Linked DNA regions of Homo sapiens: regions 2, 3 and 4 are each linked to region 1. A link is an interaction called in ENCODE POLR2A ChIA-PET data of the cell type or tissue named here. Cell type or tissue: CD4-positive, alpha-beta T cell. All regions are shown on one strand. Links, peaks and the distances in the headings refer to the core of each region. The heading gives the core; the rest is flanking DNA. Region 1 overlaps LINC-PINT (long intergenic non-protein coding RNA, p53 induced transcript). Region 2 overlaps LINC-PINT (long intergenic non-protein coding RNA, p53 induced transcript). Region 3 overlaps LINC-PINT (long intergenic non-protein coding RNA, p53 induced transcript). Region 4 has its middle 96 kb from the start of MKLN1-AS.

The links. Peaks named below come from ENCODE experiments on the same cell type or tissue, not always from the same donor. Only the 100,000 strongest peaks of a DNase experiment are listed, where the experiment ranks them.
Region 2: POLR2A ChIA-PET joins it to region 1 with 11 read pairs; 15 of 35 experiments call an interaction of 5 or more read pairs at or near these places.
Region 3: POLR2A ChIA-PET joins it to region 1 with 5 read pairs; 11 of 35 experiments call an interaction of 5 or more read pairs at or near these places.
Region 4: POLR2A ChIA-PET joins it to region 1 with 8 read pairs; 5 of 35 experiments call an interaction of 5 or more read pairs at or near these places.

The regions. Positions count from the first base shown.
Region 1 is chr7:131,054,001-131,059,904 of GRCh38, forward strand. The region is part of intron 2 of LINC-PINT (long intergenic non-protein coding RNA, p53 induced transcript); the gene reads right to left. It also overlaps the pseudogene RNU6-1010P. Among named protein-coding and RNA genes, the nearest start is that of LINC-PINT, 53 kb to the right of the region's middle. RefSeq lists enhancers at 3,170-3,464, 3,235-3,379, 4,889-5,033, 5,037-5,181, 5,195-5,339 and 1 more and cis regulatory regions at 3,307, 4,961, 5,109, 5,267, 5,296. In CD4-positive, alpha-beta T cell, for the core only: no CTCF peak of the experiment used is centred there; DNase peaks (open chromatin) are centred at 3,361 and 3,881; H3K4me3 peaks cover 1,514 bases; H3K27ac peaks cover 2,984 bases.
Region 2 is chr7:130,958,863-130,964,766 of GRCh38, forward strand. All of the region lies in intron 5 of LINC-PINT (long intergenic non-protein coding RNA, p53 induced transcript), which reads right to left. Among named protein-coding and RNA genes, the nearest start is that of LINC00513, 48 kb to the left of the region's middle. RefSeq lists enhancers at 1,135-2,334, 1,661-1,750, 2,304-2,393. In CD4-positive, alpha-beta T cell, for the core only: no CTCF peak of the experiment used is centred there; DNase peaks (open chromatin) are centred at 1,189, 1,669 and 2,499; H3K4me3 peaks cover 2,170 bases; H3K27ac peaks cover 2,794 bases.
Region 3 is chr7:130,945,577-130,951,480 of GRCh38, forward strand. LINC-PINT (long intergenic non-protein coding RNA, p53 induced transcript) reads right to left here. Exons shown (of 8, transcript NR_170176.1): 6 at 144-259. Among named protein-coding and RNA genes, the nearest start is that of LINC00513, 35 kb to the left of the region's middle. RefSeq lists a silencer at 5,319-5,487. In CD4-positive, alpha-beta T cell, for the core only: no CTCF peak of the experiment used is centred there; a DNase peak (open chromatin) is centred at 2,845; H3K4me3 peaks cover 496 bases; H3K27ac peaks cover 2,626 bases.
Region 4 is chr7:131,229,127-131,235,030 of GRCh38, forward strand. It overlaps a transcript of MKLN1 not described here. Among named protein-coding and RNA genes, the nearest start is that of MKLN1-AS, 96 kb to the right of the region's middle. RefSeq lists enhancers at 2,261-2,310, 2,721-2,770. In CD4-positive, alpha-beta T cell, for the core only: no CTCF peak of the experiment used is centred there; a DNase peak (open chromatin) is centred at 2,605; H3K4me3 peaks cover 756 bases; H3K27ac peaks cover 726 bases.

The sequences.
Region 1 (5,904 bases), core at 1,259-5,258:
CCCAAAAGCACCAGCTTCTCTCTCACCTGCCCCAGGGCCTTTGCAAGGTCTGTTCCCTTTGCTGGGATGCTCTTCTTTTCAGCCATGGTTATCTTTCACATCTGAAAGACCTTCGTATGCCCCCCATCTAAGTTACACCATGCTACTCTCCCTCTCTTCCTCTCAAAAGTACTCTGTACTCTTCCTGCAAAGTGCTCATCCAAATCTGTATTTGTGTGTTTTTAGAAAGCCTATCTCCACCGGACTGTGACAACTTCATGAGGGTGTAGAGCTCATGCCTGTTTGATTAGTCCCTTAACCACCACTGTTCCCAGCACCTGAGCTTCGTCCTTGGCACCTTGTGAACCTACAATAAATATTTGTTAAATGAATGAATAAAAGACTGAGAAGCGGGGGCAGGTGGCAAGGACAATCTAGTTATTTTGGTCCATTGTTATCTATGGTCCTAAATCCAACTACATCATCAGCTTTTCCCTCTATACAGGATGATTCCAATCACCATAGAAGGTCTGTGGATTTAGGAAGGGAGGGAGGAGGGAGGGAGGAGGGAGGAAGGGAGGGAGGGAGGGAGGGAGGGAGGGAGGGAGGCCTTCTTGCCTACTGGCCTTTCCTCTTGACCCCAGGGTCCCACGAATTAACTCCCCATTTCTCTAATCCAGTTTTATAAGAATACTCAAAAGAGCTGACTCCATCCACTGTCTCCAGTTCTTTCTTCCCATTCCCATCAGGCTTTGTCCCCACTGCTCCCCTAAAACTGCTATTGTTAAAGCCAGCAATGTCTTCAACTGTGAAATACCCAAAAGCCAGGTACAGGAAGAGGTGCTTTAAAGGAATTATCTCATCCATTTACTTATTTCTTTTTAAAATTTTTTAAAATTGAATTTTAAAAAGATGGAATGCTTCACAAATATGCATGTCATCCTTGTCCAGGGGCCACACTACTCCTCTCTGTATCGTTTCAATTTTAGCATATGTGCTGCCAAAGTGAGCATTATTTGTTTATTTTTAGACAGGGTCTCACTCTGCCATCCAGGCTGGAGTGTAGTGGGGCAATCTAACTCACTGCAGCCTCAAACTCCTGGGCTCAAGTGATCCTCCCACCTCAGCCTCCTGAGTTGCTGAGACCACAAGCACATGGCACAACATCCAGCTTTTTTTTTTTTTCTTTGCTTTTTTTTTTTTTTTTTTTTTTAGAGATGGCATCTTTCTTGCCTAGGCTGGTCATCCACTTAAACAGTTCATAGGCTGGCCATGGTGGCTCACACCTGTAATGCCAACACTTTGAGAGGTCAAGGCAGGAGGATTGCTTGAGTCCAACAGTTTGATACTAACCTGGGTAACATAGCAAGACTCCTTCTCTACAAAGAATAAAAAATTAGCTGGGTGTGGTGGTGCATGCCTATGGTCCTAGCTACTTAGGAGGCTGAGACGGAAGGATTGCTTGAGTCCAAGAGGTCAAGGTTGCAGTGAGCTGTGATCATGCCAATGCCCTCCAGCTTGGGTGACAGAGCTACACCCTGTCTCAAAAAAAATTTTTTTTAAATAAATAAACAGTTCATCACCACCACCTGATGAGGTAAGTACCATTGTTATCCCCAGAGACAGGTTAACTGAATTCATTCAAGACTACTTGGGCAAAAAAGCAGCAGAAACCATTTTCACTCAATCTAATGTTCACTGTTCAGTCTTCCTCTTACTGGACCTGCCAGCGGCACAGACAGAGCTGATCACTCTCCTCTTTAAGCACTTTCTTTGCTGGGTTGCCAGGACACCACAACCTACTGACTCTCCTCCTCCTTCACTGGCCATTCCTTAAACTTCTTCTCATTATCCACCTTTTAATGCCAGAGCGACCCAGGACTCTCAATTCTCAAACTTTCCTGTCTATACGCTCTCCTCCTGGTCATCTCAATGGGTCTCAGCACCTTAAATAAGAGCCTGAACCTCTTCCCTGAACTCAAGGCTCATATTTTCAGCCACCTCCTTGACATCTCCGCTTGGATGTCTAATAGACATTCCCCTTTTAACATCATGCCATGCCAAACTCCTGATGTTCCCCTAGTGCTCCACGCCTGAAGCTCCTACAGGCTTGCTCATCTCAGGAAACAGTAACTCCATCCTCCAAGATGGAGTTTTCTCTTTCCCTCATATCCTCTGCCCAATTCATGAGCAAACCCTGTTGGCTCAATCTTAAAACTACATCTGAATTCTAACTACTTCTCCCTGCTCCCACCACTGCCATCTGAGCCTACCTCATCTCCATCTGGATGACTACAATAGCCTGGGAGCTGATGCTTCCCTTGCCTTACTTGCCTGCTGGGAACAGAAAATGCATTAATATGACCACACTGAAGTCTTTCCGTTGAGATTGTCATAGTAAAGATGAATTGTTTGTTATATTTGTCTCTCAAATATTTCAGGAAAAAGTTGTTTCTTCCATGTTACGTTAGTTCTGAATATTTAAATTGCTTTCTATTATGAAAACCTGTATTAACAAATGCAAGGTCCTTGAAAAAGTATTCTATTGTTGCCCTTGACTCTGAAATGAATTAGAGTTCTGTGTGGGCAAAAATATTAGCCCAGCTCTTAAAGGTCCATGGAAAATGTTGTTTGCTTTCTTCAAAGCTTAAAAGCTTCCTGTTAATCATCAAAATAAGATATCTCCACTGCAGGCATTTGTTACTTGAAGACGAACAGAACAGAATCAGCACCTATATAAAAACCACACTGACAATATCTAATATTTTAGAAAAAATGAAATCTGATGGTCCTGTTAACAATCATGGTATTTTCTAAACCCCTGCCTCCTTTTTTGTTGTTATTTTTTGTTTAGTCAGGGTCTTGCTCTGTCACCCGACTGGAGTGCAGTGGTACCCGCATAGCTCACTGCAGCCTTCAACTCCGGCCTCTGCCTCCTGACCCTACTGCCTCAGCCTCCTGAGTAGCTAGGACTACAGGCACACACCATCACATCCATTTTTTTTTAATTTTTTTTTTTAGAAAAGGGGTCTTGCTTTGTTGCCCAGGCTGGTCTTGAACTTCCAGCCTCAAACCATCCTCCAGCCTCAGCCTCCCAAAGTAATGGGACCAAAGGTATGAGCCACTGCACCAGGCCTCAACTCCTTTCTTTACTACAGTCCCCAAAAACCAGAGGCCTGGATTCAGTGCCTCTAAAACTCCTTTCTGCTAGTTTGGCTCCAGCGCTCAGCACATGCACTTCCCAAGTCGTTGTTTTCTTTGATCTCCTTAGACTCTCTGCCTCCTAGAGAATCTAATCCACATGAACTGCGCTCCTGGATCTTTTACATAACTGTGGTTTTTCACAAGGTTCTTTAAACAAAGGTCCACGTGATAGATTTCTGCTCAAGCTTAGTTCCAGGAAACGTTTGGTTTCTGCAGATGTTTACATGCTTCCGGCTGTCAGCACATGAAAACAATATAATTCTGTTTCTTTTCCTCACTTTAGCAACTGGAGAGCATAAAATCAAATATATTGTTCAAATCTGTTCAACACTGGTATATGGAAATACTTAATCCTTAAACTTTTTTTTAGGTGAGGTTGGTTTTATTTTTTATTATTTTGCCTTTTGGCCTAAATGTGGTAAGTGGTTTCAGAAACATGAAAAGCTATAAAATGTAAAATATACAAGACAAGAACAAAATAGAAAAAAGGCTGGGTACACTGGCTCAGTGCTTGTAATCCCAGCACTTTGAGAGGCTGAGGCAGGAGGACTGCTTGAGCCCAGGAGTTCAAGACCAGCCTGGGCAACAGAGTGAGACCCTGTTTCTTTAAAAAAAAAAAAAAAAAAAAAAAAAATTAGCTAGGTGTGGTAATGTGTGCCTATAGTCCTAGCTAACCGGGAGGCTGAGGCTGGAGGTACTGTGAGCTGTGATTACATCACTACCCTCCCGCAGTTACAGTTAGAGTGAGACTCCATCTCTAACTATGAAAGAAAAAAATGGAAAAAAAGAAGAAAGCACAGTGGTGATTTTCCAATGAGAAGGCATGAATACCCAGAATCAGACTGTCATCCCAAAAAAAAAAAACAAAACTCTCTTCATAAGCAAAGTTAAAAAGAGTCCTCCACACTCTTTTTTTTTTTTTTTTTTTTTTGAGACAGAGTTCCACTCTTGTTGCCTAGGCTGGAGTGCGATGGCACGATCTCAGCTCACCACAGCCTCTGCCTCCCAGGTTCAAGCAATTCTCCTGCCTCAGCCTACCGAGTAGCTGGGATTACAGGCATGTGCCACCATGCCTGGTTAATTTTTTGTATTTTTAGGGGAGACAGGATTTCTCCATGTTGGTCAGGCTGGTCTCAAACCCCCGACCTCAGGTGATCCGCCCACCTGGGCCTCCCAAAGTGCTGGGATTACAGACATGAGCCACCGCACCCAGCCTCCACCCTCTTTATTTAAACCCTGTTCACTAGTTTGAGTAAAATAATCAGATATGTTTTCGGTTCAATTTCCCTAGCAACACTTAAAAGTTTGAAATTTTTTACAATCAACTTCAGTAAGGCTTCTTTAAACATTATTTTGAAAATTAAAAACATTTTAGAAAAGCAAGCTAAACTGGTTGTATGACAGGTATACATTCTAAGTCATTTTGAGAGGTGACACCGTGCTGGCAGCCCTCGCTTGCTCTTGGCGCCCACTCTGGCCACACTTGCGGAGCCCTTCAGCCCACCGCTGCACTGTGGGAGCCCCTCTCTGGGTTGGCCAAGGCCGGAGCTGGCTCCCTCTGCTTGCGGGGAGGTGTGGAGGGAGAGTCACGGGCAGGAACCAGGGCTGTGCGTGGTGCCCGTGGGCCAGCACGAGTTCCGGGTGGGCGTGGGCTCGGTGGGCCCCGCACTCGGAGCAGCTGTCTGGCGCCGCCAGCCCCAGGCAGTGAGGGGCTTAGCACCCAGGCCAGCAGCTGTGGAGGGTGTGCCGGGTCCCCCAGCAGTGCTGGCCTGCCAGCACTGCGTTCAAATTCTCACCGGGCCTCAGCTGCCTCCCCGCGGGGCAGGGCTCAGGACCTGCAGCCCACCATGCCCGAGCCTCCCCACCACCGTGGGCTCCTGCACGGCCCAAGCCTCCCCAATGAGCGCTGCCCCCTGCTCCGCGGCACCCGGTCCCATCGACCACCCAAGGGCTGAGAAGTGCGGGCGCACAGCACGGGACTAGAGGGCAGCTCCGCCTGCATCCCCAGTGTGGGATCCACTAAGTGAAGCCAGCTGGGCTCCTGAGTCTAGTGGGGACTTGGAGAACCTTTATGTCTAGCTAACGGATTGTAAATACACCAATCAGCACTCGGTATCTAGCTAATCTAGTGGGGACTTGGAGAACCTTTATGTCTAGCTAAAGGATTATAAATACACCAATCAGCACGCTGTGTCTAGCTCAAGGTTTGTAAATGCACCCATCAGTGCTCTGTGTCTAGCTAATCTAGTGGGGACTTGGAGAACCTTTACGTCTAGCCAGGGGATTGTAAATACACCAATCAGCACTCTGTGTCTAGCTCAAAGTTTGTAAATGCACCAATCAGCACCCTGTGTCTAGCTCAAGGTTTGTAAATGCACCAATCAGTGCTCTGTGTCTAGCTAATCTAACGGGGACTCGGAGAACTTTTGTGTCTAGTTCAGGGATTGTAAATGCACCAATCAGCACCCTGTCACAACAGACCAATCAGCTTTCTGTAAAACAGACCAATCAGCTCTCCGTAAAATGGACCAATCAGCAGGATGTGGGTGGGACCAGATAAGGGAATAAAAGCAGGCTGCCCAAGCCAGCAGTGGCAATCTGCTCCAGTCCCCTTCCACGCTGGAAGCTTTGTTCTTTCACTCTTTGCAATAAATCTTGCTGCTGCTCACTCTTTGGGTTTGCACTGCCTTTAAGAGCTCTAACACTCACTGCAAAGCTGTA
Region 2 (5,904 bases), core at 671-4,670, 96 kb before region 1:
CTCGGATTACAGGCATGAGCCACTGCACCTGGCCCGGTCATGTTTTTAGAGTGACATATGAAGACTCCTAGAAAATATTAATACAGAAGAACTAGCTTACTATGAAGATTTCAAAATACTAATACAAATTAATGAGGTACACGTGAAATCTTCCCTGGGGAACTTCATGAAGAAGATAAGCATCCCTCCTATCTGGGTAATTTGCATACCCTCCTTCCTTAAACGCTGAGGCACGGATTGGTTCATTGGTTCAAAACCCTATCCATTATTCTCATAGCTCTCTTTATATGACAAAAAAATTCTGTCATGTCCCATTTACTACTCTAAAATCAAATTTGTTGATAATATTAACTACTGTACATGCAGCTTTAAAACATGAATATCCTAAATGTACATAAAAGATAATCTAAAAGAAGCAATTTATAATAAAAAATACTTCACATTTCATTATATAAATAATTTTCAGGTACAATTAACTATGTAATCAAATAGATGCTTGTAACTTACTTATAAAGAAGAAGCTTGTATTTAAGAGAAGTCAGATTAGAAGCTTTCCATATTAAAAGTGCAGGAAAATGAAAGAAGTAGTATAGGTGGACCAGAGAATGAAAATGAATCTATTCTGTGTATATTAAAAGTATGCAAAAATTATTTTGCATTTTTATGAAAAAATAAAGTCTAGGTTCAGAAAATTATAAACTGATCTTTCCCTACACGAATGTCCAACAGGATAACTGAAAGTCATGTGTACTACAGGGCAATTCTTTATCTCTTTTCTACTGTGGGACATTAAGTTCTCTCGCTCTCACTCATGAAATATCCTTCATTAGGCTGGGCGAGGTGGCTCATGCCTGTAATCCCAGCACTTTGGGAGGCCGAGGCCGGCGGATCACCTGAGGTCAGGAGTTTGAGACCAGCCTGACCAACATGGGGAAGCCCCGTCTCTACCAAAAATACAAAAATTAGCTGGGTGTGGTGGCTTGGGCCTGTAATCCCAGCTACTCACGTGGCTGCAGCAGGAGAGTTGCTTGAACCCAGGATACGGAGGTTGCAGTCAGTTGAGATCACACCACTGCATTCCAGTCTGGGCAACAGAGTGAGACTCCATCTCAAAAAAAAACCAGAAAAATCCTTCATTGTACCACCAGAATACCCTCATAAATTTCCACTCTGTCACCTAGGGGGCGGTACTGCTTCCATGAGAACTCCTGACCAGATCATCTATGGGAGTTTCCTTTTAGTCTTCATCGTCCGTCGCACTGAGAATCAAATCCTGATGGACAAATCAGCAACATAGCTAGGAAGCACAGTAACTTAATATAAAAAAAGACTATGAAGAAATTAATTTAGTTTAGGCTTATGCCATTAACTGTAGCCATATTCAACATAATTTCCTCTTTTTGAGTTCAGGATGATTGGTTACTCCACATAGAACATGGAGTGGAAAGCTGTATCTTTGTGACTTTTATTTAGATAGCACAAAATGAGCCTGATTTTTAAAATGTGAACATTCAAACCTGGCTAACTAATGATAAAAAAGGGAGTTTTTCATAGAACTCTACAACTCTCATTTCCTCAAAACAAGAATTAATGCATTCTTTCACATGCGGTCATTACAGGAAGGGGGGGTAGCCATTTACTGTAAATGCCTTTCTGATGCAATTCTACTACCTCTTTCAAAGACAGAATTCATCCAAGAAGCCTTAGTCACTTCTTCAAGAAAAATGCCACCGCGCTGAATGTACACAGACTAAACCACATGCCTAAGGAAAAAAGATGAGCTGATTCCACCATTAGAACACAGTTCGGGAGAAAAGTGGCAGAGAGAGAGAGCTCATAGCTTGTCAGAGCAGATCAAGTAGTATGTCTGAAAATCCGCCCTTTAATGTAACAGTCACTGTTTCATAAATCAAATGCAAACATAGATTTCCCCTCTGCCTAACTTTTAAAGTATACTTCCTAAAAATATAAGACCCCACTTCTAAGCCAGTAGCAACTGTGGTGATTTAATTTTTAAAGTTTCATGCACGGAAAGAAAAATGGAATCTTATCTTTTAAAATTTGAAAATGAAACTATGTTTTGAAGAGGGTAGATTTCACAGGAAAAGGGTAAGACAGTGGATAATACGATAAAGCAGTTTGGATGGAAAAACTTCAGACAAATAGTTCTGAACTCTTCTCAAAGAGAGGATCAATTTTTCTAAAACCTCAAAACCACCCAAAGGGAAAAAAAGGAATAATTTCTCCAGTTTATCCTTACCCGGATGAGCATGAATTCTTCTAACAGCCAGATGCACACACTTGTTTTTATGGAGGAGTTACTGCTGAGCCAAAGCCCAGGAGTCACTCAAGACTGGAGGCTGCGTGCTGCTGGAGCCCGAAATCCCCTTGATGAATGAAACTGCACATCGTAATATACACATTCAGAGCGGGCTATTGGCTAAATGAAGGCAATGCGTGTGGAAGTCTGATTTGCCACCTTCAGGGCAGGCGTCTTATATCCTAATTCAGAAAGATGACAGGCTTTTTTTTTTTTACTCCCTAGACAGTCAAAACTAGAAAGGGTTCGTTTTTCTGTAGCCTTCTCCCCAACCCTACGGAAACCACAGAGAGAACAAACCACAGTGAGACTTGACTCCTTAACTAGGCAATGCCAATGAGAAAAGAATTATGTTGACACTGGCAATTTACAAATAAGTCTCACACCACTGCCAAAGCTTGTTCGTGTTACATGACTGCCCGAGAGTCATACATAGGTATGGGGATGGTTTGGCTCATTTTTTAAGCCAAGAATTCTAAGCCGTAATTTTGGGGCTCCCTGAGGGTAGCAAACTTTACCAAAGAGTGGTAAAAACTCTTAAAAATATATTAATCTTTGTGCTATACTAGTGATCAACCAAAACATTAAAAACTAAGAATTACCTAAGTTTGGACTCAGAATCTCTGGGGAGGAGCCCAGGAAAATGAATTTTAACTGGCATCCTAGGTCATTCTTATGTCCTCTAAAGTTTGAGGACTACTTTTCCTGTTACTGGAACTGAACAGCTGATTATAGCTGCTTCCATCTTCCTTTATCATTCAATTATTTTGTCCTTGATTCCTGCTGAAGTCAGGAGTGACAAGAACAGCAAAGCCTCCTCAGGACAACTTGTGGCTTCTAACTCCAGGGAAATAAAAGGAGAGCCAGGCTGGGTTCACTTGATCTCCCCTCCCCACCTACCTCTGCTTCACTCCACCAAGACAGAAAAGTCCAAGCTGCAGAAACCTGGAAAATGCAGTACTTGAGGGCAAATATGAATATTACACTAACAGATGCTACAGCTGGAAAGCGAAAAATATACTGCCAAAGAGAAGAGGAAGAAAAAGAGAAAGAATACTAATGCTCACTGATTCCTTACTATTGTAGAAAAAACTGGGTTCTTGTCACATGACCAGGAAAAGTTACGCACACAGACCCTTTGAAGGGTGAGGGGTTATGGAATCTATTGGGCAAAAAGGAAAAAGACTCTCAGCAAAGCAAGATGAGTTTTTATGAACAGGCCCCCATCTCACAGATTGAATCCCAACTCACCACCCAGGAACAGGAGAGGCCAGGCTCCTAGCTGCAAAGGGTGAGAACTTCCTGAGGCTCCATCCCCTCCTCCCAGTGCACAGGCTGGTGGGAGACTCTCCAGGGACCTTCCCCCTTATCTTCCTCCTGCATCGATCATTACTATGTTCCAGACACTGCATCAACAACTTTATATGCAGCTTTCTTTGCCAAAGAAGTCTCACCAAAAAAACTTCTTCGAAAGTATCTGAACACACAAACTCAGGTGTCTACATCTCACAGCAGGGACACATGGTGCATCCTCCACGGAAGAAGCCGTGCTGGCTAAGTGTGTCCATTTCTACCCCAACTGCCCTATGAACAGAAAGGATTTCTAAAAAAGGAAACAGAGAAATACTGTTGGAAATGTATTTAAAACAAATCATCATCTTTCCGTATTTCCTTTTTTTTTCTTTTTTTTTTTTTGGAGACGGAGTCTCACTCTGTTGCCCAGGCTGGAGTGCAGTGGCGCGATCTCGGCTCACTGCAACCTCCACCTCCCAGGTTCAAGCAATTCTCCTGCCTCAGCCTCCCAAATAGCTGGGATTACAGGAGCCCATCACCACACCTGGCTAATTTTGTATTTTTAGTAGAGATGGGGTTTCACCATGTTGGCTGGGCTGGTCTTCAACTCCTGACTTCAGGTGTTCCACCTGCCTCGACCTCCCAAAGTGTTTGGATTACAGGCATGAGCCACCACACCCGGCCCCGTATTTCCTATTCTTATTCCTTCTTTATTCAACCTAAGATTGTGTGGCCTCTCAGAAATTTCAGAGAAGACTCCTGTCATCTGTTCTCCATTCTAACCCGTTTATTTCAATCCAAAGTACTGGGGGAAACCCCATCATTATAATATGACTTGAAAATATTATTTGGACATCACCAACAACTATCAACATTTTTTTTACTTTAATAAAAAGGGTTTTATCTTTGTCTCCAATATGCATAATGTTCCTAAGGAAACTTTCTAGAGAAGGGGAGCTCAACTTAGAAAACAGCTTATTTAGGAACAAGTTTTCCAAATCCTCCCCCGCACCTTTGTTTCAGGATGATTACGCATGGTGGTATCCTAACACAAAGGGGAAGGAAGCTGACTTCTGACTTACTACTATGAGCGGATCTGGTACATTTGGTATTCCAAGTGTTTTGCCTAATAGGTAAATGCAGATCTGTTGGGGCAGTGTTTCTCAAATTGTGTTAGCACTAAAACCCCTTGTATTCCCCTAAATGAAATCTTGGGTGAAGGTCCAATATCCTCACATGCTCGCTGCTGTGGCGGGTGGGCTGCGGGGCCCACAGGCCTTCCTTATTTGGGCCCACTTTCTCAACTCACCCCCAGGGTCGCTACAGAGGCAATGCTGCCAAACCCCAAAGGCTCTGTTTTCTATTTTCTCAGACGTTGATGATTTTTTAAATTAATACTTTATCATTTTATTTTATGCATGCCTTTGCGTCTCAAAGTGGGGCATACATTGAAACATTTTCAAAGTCATGTCCAGTCATGCTACGTGCAACACTGAGCTTAGGAATTCTGGGACATATTTGGCCAGTGTGGACCCTGACATGAAAATTATAATTTCCATCTGTATCCCTTTGGAAACAACACCTTTAATATATTTGCAAGTTCAAGGTCATTTTAGAAACACAAAATTTTGCAGAGATATAAAGTTTAAATGAATGAGAATATCATCTTGATGATTAAGATCCCTTGCCAAATTTCACTTCCACTAGTGAGCATTAGTTTGCTACATAGGGGACAGTAAGCTTTGGACTATATATTAACACTCAAGCAAATATATATATATATATTTGTACACTGTGTATGTGTGCCTGTGTGTGTGCGTGTATACCTCAGCTCTAAAATGGGAAATGAATTTAAAGTGCTGCTAGGTAATTATTATCAAAAAAATTTATTAATAATATCAGGTCAGCACAGAGAACAAAGACTGAAATTCCTTCATGAAGAGGCAATATGTACTTCTTCTGCTAACAAAAGTTTAATAATCTTTTCTTTTTCTGAGTGTTATTTCTCAGAAATAACACTTTTTTTTGTTTGTTTCTTTTTTTCAGACAGAGTCGTGCTCTGTTGCTCAGGCTAGAGTGTTATAGCACAATCTCAGCTCACTGCAACCTCTGCCTCCCGGGTACAAGCAATTCTCCTGCTCAGCCTCCCGAGTAGCTGGGATTACAGGTGCCTGTCACCATGCCCAGTTAATTTTTGAATTTTGAGTAGAAAGGGGGTTTCAGCATGTTGGCCAGGCTGGTCTTGAACTCCTGACCTTAGGTGATCTGCCCACCTCGACCTCCCAAAATGC
Region 3 (5,904 bases), core at 852-4,851, 110 kb before region 1:
GGCTACTTATCCTAATCATGGAAAAGTCAAACAGTCAGGATCCAGAGACCCTCGCTCTGTGCCACCTTCTTCTTAACTCACAGGCCCACTGACCCTCACTGCTGCTGTGGGCTGCTCCCACCAGCCCGTGCTGAGCCTCCTACCTCATCTGCGAGGAGACAGGGCAAGTTCCAGCCTGAGGGGCATGGCTTCTGAGATGGTTCCAGTCCCTCTTCCTGGCTCGTTCCTTCCACTGGTACTCACAGCTTCCTCATTTTTCCTAATGGGAAAATCAAAGCACTAAAATAAGAAAAATCACTTGTTTTGGTTCATGTCACAGCTATACTGGGATTCTGAATAAACACAAGAACCAGATAATATTCTAGAAAAAGTAAAATTAACTCCTACTTCATAAGATTCACCAGAATTAATTCTGTGGAGATTAAAGAGCTAAATATAAAAGGAAAAAAAAAAGGAAGAAAACTAAATTAGTAGAAAATTATTTCTGAATTTGGAATGGGAAAAGAAGATTTAGCTTTATAGAAGCAATGAAAAAAGTAACAAAAGGCAATGTAATCCAACTGCAACAAAATTTAAAACCCCTATATGTCAAAAAACAGCAAACAGAATTGAAAGGTAAGCAAAAAAAGGCCAGGTGTGTTGGCTCACACCTGTAATCCCACCACTCTGGGAGGCTGAGGCAGGAGGATTGCTCAAGGCTTGGAGACCAGCCTGGGCAATGTAGTGAGATCCTGTTCCTACAAAAAAATTTAAAAACTAGCAAGACATGGTGGCACATATGTGTGGTCCTAGCAGAGGCCAGGGTTGGAGGATCACTTGAGCCCAGGAGTTCCAGGCTGCAGTGAGCTATGGTTGCATCATTGCATTCCAGCCCGGGTGACAGAGGGAGGCCTTGTCTCTAAATAAATAAAAAGGTAAGCAAAAAATAAAATAGCTGTAACAGGATAATATTCTGTATAGTATTTGAATGTAAAAGGTAAAATGTAATAACAGACAATTCACACAAAAATATAAAAGGCCAATTAATATGAAAAAAAATGCTCGATTTCATGAGCAAACACCGAAATTCATTTCACCGATCACAAAGATGGACAACAAAAAAAGGAAAGCTCATGAAGTGAGGTGAGACAACCATTTGAGGAAATTAGCAATATATGTATTTTTTCAGCCTTAAAACTGTTTTGACTCCTAAGATGTTTATAAATATCTCCTAAGGAAATAATCGTAGATACATAGGAAGATAACTATGGCAAGGACATACTTAGCAAAAGCATAAAATCGGGAACAACTTAAACATCCAAAGATGGAATGGAGCATGTGACTAAACAGATCACAGTAAAAATTCGTACGCTTAAATCATGATTTTTGAAGAATGCTTCATGATACTGGAAATGACAAAATATAATATTGGGTGCAAATGCTGAATATAAAATCATACATAAACATGATACTAATGTTGCCAGGTAAGAAAGAAAGTGAAGAAGAAGGGAGGGACAAGCTGGTCTCCAGACTGGATTAGGATACATTAAAAAAGCTTAAAAAGGGCAGACGGAGACATTAGATTTTTTATTACTTCTTTATAATCTTGAGATGGTTGGCATTTTCTGTAATATATTGTTTTTATAACTGGAAAAATTCTATTTATGCTAATTACCACCCTCTAAATATTTCTCAGCTTTATAAAATCATGAAAATATTTGCAAATACTTTTGAACAAGAAATTTTTTTTTTTTTTGAGATGGGGTCTTCAGGGGGAGTGCAATGGTACAATCATAGCTCACTGTAACCTCGAACTCCTGGGCTCAGACTATCCTCCCATCTCAATCTCCCAGCTACTCAGGTATGAACTACCACACCCAGCCAGAAATTCTTATATTTATTATTAAATGCAAAGAAGAAGGTGCAAAACAATGTGATCTTTACTATGTAAAAATTTACATGAAAGAGACTGGAAGCCTATGCATCAGAATGTTAATAGTTGTTGCTTTTAGGTAGTGCCATTGTGTGTAATACTTTTCTACACCTTACAAATTTTCTGTGATTGTCATATATTGTTTTCATAATAAGAAACAGATAACAGTTTCACAATTAGAGGACTAATACATCAAGAAGCTACTATTATCAACAGTTAAATTTCAAAATACAGAGTATCGATAGCTACAAAAATTTGCCCTATGACCAAGAGATTTTTTTTAATTTAGGAACCACTGGTATACCTTCAGAAAACAGTAGGAATTGGTGTGTGTGTAGGAGGTGATAATGAATCATATTTTTTTTTTTAGCTGTCAAACTGTTTTCTCCAGGCAGCAGTTCTGTGAGGTCCAACTGAAGTATGAGAACCTTGATAGTAGGGACATTACCAGAAAAATGGCCCAAAGGTCGATGGGGGGAGGAACAGTAAATGATCAAAAGAGTAAGGCAAGAGTCCATGAAAACAGAAGCGTCAATAGAGAAGGATCAATAACTTATTTGATCCAAAGGAACTGAAAGCAGGAACTAAAACAGGTATTTGTACACCCACGTCCCTAACAGCATTATTCACAACAGCCAAAACATGAGAGCAACCTGTGTCCATCAACCCGTGTCCATCACATGGATATATAAAATGTGGCATATCTACATGGCGGAATATTATTCAGCCTTAAAAAGCAAAGAAATCATGTCAATGCTACAATGTTGTTGTAATCCTACAACATTAGACGAACCTTGAGGACATTGTGCTAAGTGAAATAAGCCAGTCACAAAAGGACAAATACTGTAGGGTTTCACTTATTTGAGGTACCTAGAATAGTCAAATTCAAAGAAACAGAAAGTACAATGATGGTTTTCAGGGGAGCTGGGGGGAGGAGGGAATGGGGAGTTGTTGTTTAATGAGGACAGAGTTTCTGTTTTGCAAAATGAAAAGATTCCAGAGATGGATGATGGTGATGGGTGCACAACAACATGAATGTATTTAATGCCAATGACCTGTGTACTTAAACATGGTTAAGATGGTAATTTTTCTGTTACATATTTTACCACGATTAAAATATATACATATATATTTTAAGTATCTGTATTTACATATAGATATAGTCTTATCTGTGTATATATATATATATATATTTCATCTATAAATATATGAAAGAAAGAAAGAAACCATCAGAATTAGAAGTCCTGAATAAGTTTCCGATTTGGAATGCAAGAAAGGTTTAGGAGTGTCAATGATGCAAGCATCAAATGACCTTATTTCTGAGACTAAATTCTTTAAATATAAATTATAGAAGTCAGCTCAGAAGTGAAAATCCAGATCAAAAGTGAAAATAAGAAGGGATACTGTGTGTAATTTGAACATAATATACCAAACTTCTTTGTGGTTTTTTTTTGAGACCCTCTCATAATAGCCAGCTTGGAAAAATTCCCCACAACTAGGAAAGAACCTACAAATCCAAGCAACATGATGACATTTTCTCATCAACAGGAAAAAACATAAGCATAAGGGAAACTCTGAGTGTCCTTAAAATGTACTCGATACCCATTTTGTGCTATTACCACAGATTTAAAGAATTCTAGAGCTGGACAGAAGCTCTCAGATAGAACTGTTCCAGGACTCAGATGTCTAAAGAGGCTTCCCCAAGGTCACTGAGCAATGCCAGATTTAAAGACAAGCCCCTGGAGAAGAGTTCTATTTTGTTTGTTGTGTTTTATTTAATATATTTATTAATTTTGAGATGGAGTTTCGCTCTTATTGACCAGGCTGGAGTGCAATGGTGCAATCTCGGCTCACTGCAACCTCTGTCCCCTCGGTTCAAGCAATTCTCCTGCCTCAGCCTCCTGAGTAGCTGGGATTACAGGCACACGCCACCATGCCCAGCTAATTTTTGTATTTTTAGTAGAGACAGGGTTTCACCATGTTAGCCAGGCTGGTCTCGAACTCCTGACTTCAGGTGATCCGCCCACCTTGGCCTTCCAAACTGCTGGGATTACAGGCATGAGCCACCATGCTTGGCCGTGTTTTATTTTTTTTAAAGAGGTGGCTATTTAAAGGTAAGAAAGCAAGTGTAATTGGAAGGCTCTTTCTACAAGTCATTTTATTCATTAATTTTGTTCAAAAAATACTTGAGTACATCTTGTATAACTCTGCCAGGCACTGGGCTAGGTGCTAGATGATGAACAATATTTCATCATCCTTCCTGTAGCAAACTGGCAATTACAATGTAAAGGAGGCATACAATGCTATTAGTACACATAAGAGGGGGCTCTAATCTGTTCTAGCTAGATTGGTTGAGGATGGCAACCCGAAGGTAGTGATATTTTTAATAATAATAGTAATCACTGTTATCACAGCAAGCTTTATTGACCACCATTATAGGTCAGATAGGGCTTTAAAACTTTCTATGCATAATTTAATCTTCCTTACAATCCTATAAAGTAGAATCTTACTGATGAGGAAATTGAGGCACAGAGAGGTCTCACAGCTCCTAAGTAGTGAAGTCAGACCAGATTGCATGTTTTTTCAAAATCTGCTTCTAGGGAAACCCAAACAAAGACAAGACAGGAATGAAACTTAAGGATCAGAACATTCAGGAAAGAACTGTGATGCTCTGAATAAGTAAAGAGGGAGAAATAGGGTAGGGTTACTACAGATGGGAGAGGCTGAGGAAGGATGGAAGGGATACAAAGCCCATGACCAAGAGCTCTGGGGCAGGAGTGGTTGATTTACATTTGGGATTTTCATAAAGTTCTGTGGAGTGGGAAACAACTCTCTTCTCCAACTCCCCATGAACTTGTTAGTGCTGTGATGACCTGGTTATGCACAGGCTGGAACACGTGCTCTGCAGAGGCCCCCATCAATCTGGGTACAGGACATTTAACAAATGGGTAAGAATTAAAGCAGGGAAGGAGAAGGATGAGGATGCTTTTAGAAGCATCGCCCTGAAGGCAGTCAGAGAATGGATTAGGGAAAATTTAGCAGGGAGAGAGTTGCTAATCCATTAACACAGATAAAAGGTCATGGTGACCAAGAAGAAGGACATGACAGATAAAGTAGATGGGTTTGAAAATTGTTGATAGGTAGAATTCTGACCAGATTTGCCTTCTTACTGGATTCTGAAGGTGAGGAGAAAGGATCAATAAGTCACAGGTTTCAAGCTTGGGTATTTGGATCAATTTGGAACCTCTTGGATATGAGGTGCCAAAAAGATATTCAAGTGCAGATGCCCAGTGGGCACTGGAATATTAGTAAGGAGCTTAGAGACTGATAGAAAGAACCTGAAAAGGGCAATGAGAAGGAAAAGCAAGAAGGGTAGGGTGAGTCTTCAAAGGCCAGGGAGGAGAACGAGTCAAAGCCTGCTCACCACTGAGAGGTTGGGGAAGACAAGAATCCAAATGCATCTGACGAACGTGGCCCACAGGAAAGAGAGGAGGGCGACTATTGGCTTTGGCTACAGCGGAATCCACTTGGTCACCGGTGCAAAAGCCAGACTGGAACAGCCTGAGGGGTGGGCAGGAGTGAGGACAGGGAGGGAGTAACTAGAGACAATCCATCCAAAAGGCTGGCCCTGGCAGGAGAAGTGAATGGAGAGGTAATGAAAGGCAGGGTGATACTGAAGGCCTGTGTTGTTTAAAATGGGAAAGACTTAAGTAGGTTTCAGTGCTCGCAGGACAAAGTCAGTGGGGAATAAAAAGTACACGGTCAGAGAGAGAAAGTCTTTGAGAAGGTGAGAGGGAAGGGCATGGGGTTCAGGGCCTTGGACACGAGGAAGGACTCCCCTTCCACTGAAACAGGAGGCAAGGAAAGCCAGGCAGGTGCAGATGAAGAGTGCTGATTCACAGCGAGAACCTAAGTGAGTCCACCTTCTGGACTCTCTTCCCTCTGTGACAGCAGAGGGATGGCCAGTTACTGAGAGTAAGTAGTGAGATGCA
Region 4 (5,904 bases), core at 951-4,950, 170 kb after region 1:
GTGGGGCTTAAGCCGTAGGTGGGTTTTAGGGATTCTTTTTTTTTTTTTAATTATACTTTAAGTTCTGGGGTACATGTGCAGAATGTGCAGGTTTGTTACATAGGTATACACGTGCCATGGTGGTTTGCTGCACCCATCGATCCGTCATCTACATTAGGTATTTCTCCTAATGCTATTCCTCCTCTAGCCCCCCACCTGCCCACAGGCCCCAGTGTGTGATGCCCATCCCCCACCCCCACACCCGATTGGTTGAGAGAGTTAAGCTATTATCTAAAGATCTGAAGTTAGTTGAAAGAAATGTCTGAGTTAAGGTAGAGGAGTTGTGGGGACCAAGGGCTTTGTTACGTAGAGGAAGCCTCCTATATCACAGCCCTCTGAGAGAATAGATGGTCAATGTCTCTTTTCAGACATGTGTGTGTGTGTTGTTGTTGTTGTTGTTGTTTTGAGACAGGGTTTCACTCTCTTACCCAGGCTGGACACATGTGGTGACAAGACCACAGCTCACTGCCTCCTCAACCTCCTGGGCTCAGGTGATCCTTCTGCTTCCGCATCCTGAGGAGCTGGGACCACAAGCCCACGCCTCCACAGGCTGCTGATTTTTTTTATTCGTAGTAATGGGGTCTTGCCATGTTGCCCGGGCTGGTGTCGAACTCCTGGGCTCAAGTGATCCTCCTGCCTCAGCCTCCCGAAGTGCTAGGATTACAAGCCCAAGCCACCACACTTAGGCGGTGAATCTCTCTTAGATCTAACAAAGGCTGGCTGCATTAACAGAGATTCTCTACAGATGCAGGTTTCCCTGTTTCGTGATGGCTTTGCAGGGCTACTTCAAATTATGTCAAAGAAATATACTTCGGGGTAAAATATTTTGATTTCCTTCAGGGTCTGCTGTCCTGTGATGCTATATTAGAGTCAGGTTGGAAAGTAAGCCTCATTATACCAGGTTAATTTTTAAAAACCCATTTAACAAGATTCTGTGGTTTGTAGGGTGTGACTTAACCCTTGCCTGGCATGGCCTTGGGTCTTGTTTATAATTTGGTATCTTACTGCCATAAAAAGTCTGTTTTGACAGTCTTATGGTCTCTATTTTAATATTAATATGGGTCAGTTGTGCCCAAATCCAAAAGGGAGGAGGTATAAGGAGGTGTGTCCCACCTCCCTTCTCATCATGGCTGGGAATTCAGTTTTTTGGGATTTTCTGGGGCCCCCTTGGCCAAAAGGGGGTCTGTTTAGTTGGAGGGCTTAGTATTTTATATTTGATTTACAAACTTATTTATTGGTCACCAGAAGAAATCCCAGTGGTGGGGATGATGAGGAGGCAGCTGCTCTGTTTGCTGCTGAGTTACTTTCATATGTAGTCCCTTGTAGGGGCCAAAGCACCTTGGATGTTGATCCGTCATGTTGACTTCTGATTAACCCCAGTTCTGGGAAGGCTTCTAAGATTTCCAGTTTATCTGTTGTTCTTTATGTAAGAGCATGTATTTACCATACATCTTGCCCTTAGGTCAAAACAACCTTAATCATAAATCCTACCATTAGTCAGGTTCACATGGCATTCTTGCCTTTCCCTGCAGGGTCAATTTCAATTGCCCTGTGCCTTCCTTCCCTACAGTATATAAGCCCTGACTGAGTCTGGGAGAGTAATGGCATGGGGAGCCTCCATCTCATCTTGCGACTGACCGGGACATCATGGCTTCTGTTTATATGTCTCTTTTGGCCGGGCACAGTGGCTCACACCTGTAATCCCAGCACTTTGGGAGGCCGAGGCAGATGGATCACTTGAGGTCAGGAGTTCGAGACCAACCTGGCCAACATGGTGAAACCCCGTCTCTACTAAAAATACAGAAGTTAGCTGGGCGTGGTGGTGACGCCTGTAGTCCCAGCTACTTGGGAGGCCGAGGCACGAGAATCGTTTGAACCTGGGAGGCCGAGGTTGCAGTGAGCGGAGATCGTACCACTGCACTCCAGCCTGGGTGACAGAGCAAGACTCTGTCTCAAAAAAAAAAAAAAAAAAAAAAAGGTTTTAAATCTGATGGGCCTGGCAGGGCAGGAGAGGAGAAGATAAACATTTAACTACAGGATTGTAGCGGTACAGAGGAGGGACAGTTAGCATGTCAGGAAAAGATTCAGAGAGTTGATACTTAGGAACTGAGTCTTAACCTATCAGTACATGGCTGTCAAAAGATAGTTGGGACAAAGCACTTCAGGTACAACCCCAATTCTCGTTTCTTCCCCCTGTGTATCACTACATGCAGCCTGAAGCACTTGGCTCCATCGTCTTGAACCTGTACAGCTGTCTTCCCCTTGGTCCAGGTGACGTAAGGGCTTCCTTGGAAGCAGCAGCATTTATTAGTGCTGGTTCCAATCAGAGAACTGACATTAGAACTCTACTGTTGCTCTTGTGGCCAGGGCCAGGAAACAGCTGGAGTGGTTTGAACTCTCTGCAGGAGGATGGATGCGTTGAGGCTGGGCATGTGTGCATGCTCGTGCGTGCAGATCTGCGTCTGTGTGTCTATGAGTCTGAGTGTGTGTAGGTGTGTGTCCATTTGGATGGGTGGCTAGATGTTTATATGTAGGTGTTGCCACCAAAAACAAAAGTAGATATTCAGAAAACAAAGTGACAGCTCAAAACCTCAGACAAGCTGAAAGACTGCTCAGAGAAGGGGGAGGTTGAAACAACTTCAACCAAAACAAAATGAAACAGAGAAGGAAGTTGCATCAGAAGAGGAAGAATGCCAATGTCATGCTGAAGAACCACAAATGTCGCAAAATAAAAATAAAACGTGTGATTCTTATTTTACCTAGCCAAATATTATTACAATATTTTCTCCTTTAGAGTGTTAAAAATTACTGAAATTATAATATTTAGTTCAGCGAACATGAAGGACACAGAAAAACACAAACAAAAAATTCATTCCTATAATTTTTTAATGTTATATACATCATATTTTATTTATTTGGATCAGTGATTGATTTTAACTTTGCTTCCTACCTCCATATAAAAATTTTTCTCCAGCATTTAAAAAATATTAAAAACACGTTCTGAAATTGACTTATTGAAGAACATGTAAAAGGTCTCATTATTAGCACAAATTGAGAAATTATAATAAAGATACTCTAATAGCGAAGTGATTAAAGATGTCAGAACAAAAAATTATAGATCCCAGTGATGTTATTAAGTTTTTTCATTTCAGTTCATGTAGAAATGTTAGCTCCTTTGCCACAAAGAAATAAAAGAGTAGTTTTCCTTTTGATTAGATTCTTGTAACTACACACATGAAAAATTTATAGGATTGGTTTAGGTGAGGGGGTTTTATATATATAAACTGTTAATATAACATTGGAATAAGCTTGGCAACCAGGTCTCAGAGAAGTCTTTTGAATCTATTACTTTATAATTATAGTGATATTGATTGGCTTTCCATCACCTTCCTAGAATTATAATGACATCCAATGATTAACTGATTTGCCAATCTCGCAAATAGTTAAAAGAATATTGAGTTTTTGGCAGTGAACTAGGGAAGTTTGTGTGCTTTTTGTTAAAATGAAAAACTGTACTCCTCAATTGAATACATTTTTAGTACATACACGAGTTTACCAGCAAAGATAACTAGAGAGTGAGCTTGGTGTGCACACAGTGAAAGGAGCTTGGGAGGTTGAGATTGAAGTGAGCTACGATGCCACTGCACTCCAGCCTGGGTGACAGAGGGAGACCCCATCTCCAAAAAATAAATAAATAAATAAAAATAATTAATAATTAGGAAGAGAAAAGCACTGATCATGAGGAAAGGCAACCACTGAGTATGATGCTCACTTTATGTGCTTAAAGCGGGGACTCAGCAAATAATTGTGGAAGGAGGGAATGAGTGAAATGAGTGCATAAATAATAAGTACAAAGAAAGTGGCGTAAGTGTTTAATTCAAAACGAAGTTTAGACCGGGCATGGTGGCTCTTGCCTGTAATCTCAGCACTTTGGGAGGCCGAGGAGGAAGGATTGTTTGAGCCCACGAGTTCGAGACCAGCCTGAGCAACATAGCGAGATTCTGTCTTGGCAAAAAACAAACAAACAAAAAAACAAAGCAAAACCCAAAAATGAAATTATTAGCCGGGCAAGATAGTATGTGCCTGTGGTCCTAGCTATTCGGGAGGCTGAGGTGGGAGATCCCTTGAGCTCAGGAGATTGAGATTGTAGTGATCTACGATGCCACTGCACTCCAGCCTGGGTGACAGAAGGAGACCCTGTCTCCAAAAAATAAATAAATAAATAAATAAATAAATAAATAAAAATAAAGTTTATATTTTGCGTCATGACAGGGTTATAACATATTTTCCCTATGATGCTGTCTTGGTGATACATAAGTTGTATACTTTTCAGAAGTTGTGAGGCCCTTAAAGAAAACATCTACCAAATTAGTCTGGGGAAGAAATGAAAATCTATGCAAAACAAAGTTTTTAGATATTTTAAAAATATTTTACAAGACTAAATTCATTGTTACTTTAGGAACATAAAAATATATGAGGTATAAAATGGTTTACTCGTAGAATTATTAAATATTTAAAATTATAATTTATTCAAATAATATGAATGTACTAATTGAGACTTTTAAAAATCTTTAAAACTAATTACCAGTGGGGCTATGACCTACTGGACTTTAAGACATCAAATATCCTTTAGCTTCTGCCAACTGAGAAGAAAAACAACAAAAAGAGGAGAAGCCACAAACATCATAGTAAAAACACATACCAGAGTTATGTTTTTTCTAGATCTTCCATAAGGCATTTATTTTCAGAAAGGGTATAGGAAGAAGCATTTTTTTAAATAAAAAAGAAAGCATTTTTCTTTCCTTTTCTTTTTATTTTATTTTATTTTTTTGAGATGAAGTCTTGCTCTTGTCCCCCAGGCTAGAGTGCAAAGGCATGATCTTGGCTCACTGCAACCTCCACTTCCCGGGTTCAAGCGATTCTCCTGCCTCAGCCTCCCGAGTAGCTGGGATTACAGGCACCTGCCACCACGCCCGGCTAATTTTTGTATTTTTAGTAGAGACGGGGTTTCACCATGTTGGCCAGGCTGGTCTTGAACTCCTGACCTCAGGTGATCCGCCTGCCTCGGCCTCCCAAAGTGCTGGGATTACAGGTGTGAGACACCACGCCCGGCCTTTATTTTCAAAAAATAGTCTAAGAGAGTGGATAGGGGAAGAAGAAGAAAATTAACTAAATTCATTAGTTGTAACTTTTTCTCAAGCATTCACATTTCTGTTTAACGTGTGAATGTCCCCAAATATGCCAGTTTCCCTGCTTCCTAGGCTTCCAGTCTCCAGGGGTTCTTCAGCTGCACTAATTTCCTGACTCAGAATTGCCAGGGGTCTCAAGTACACTCCAGAGGACTCGTGTAAACTGGCTAGGCCAGCTTGTGTTCTGGGAAGCCTGTCTTTTCTGGTGGTGTTCCCAAGAAATAGGAAAGAGAAAAAATGATGTGTGGACTTAGGGATGATGTGTGATACTGAGTTTTGCTTTACATTTTAACTCTCCAGCTCTTTCCTTCAATGAATGGCAAGCCATTCTCAATTCCAGCTCTTCTGTACTGAAGAATTTAGCATCACTTTCCCTGGAGATCCAAGGAACTTTGCTTTTTGCCCAAAATACCTCTCTCTCCCAAAGCAATTTCCCCTCCTCAGAGAAATGCTGTCGTGTCAGGCTGCACTGCCCTTGAACCAGACAACTTTCTCTGCTTGTCTTTATCTGTCTAAATAAAGCTAACCTACATTTGCTGTCTAATTCATTCGGATGCTTGCTGATGCTATTTAAAGCATCCCGCAAGGCCCAGTGGAAAACAAGATGCATTATCTCCAGTAGGGAACCTTTAGGTTTGCTCATCGTTTAAGGAACTCAAGAATCTAAAGAATCCAT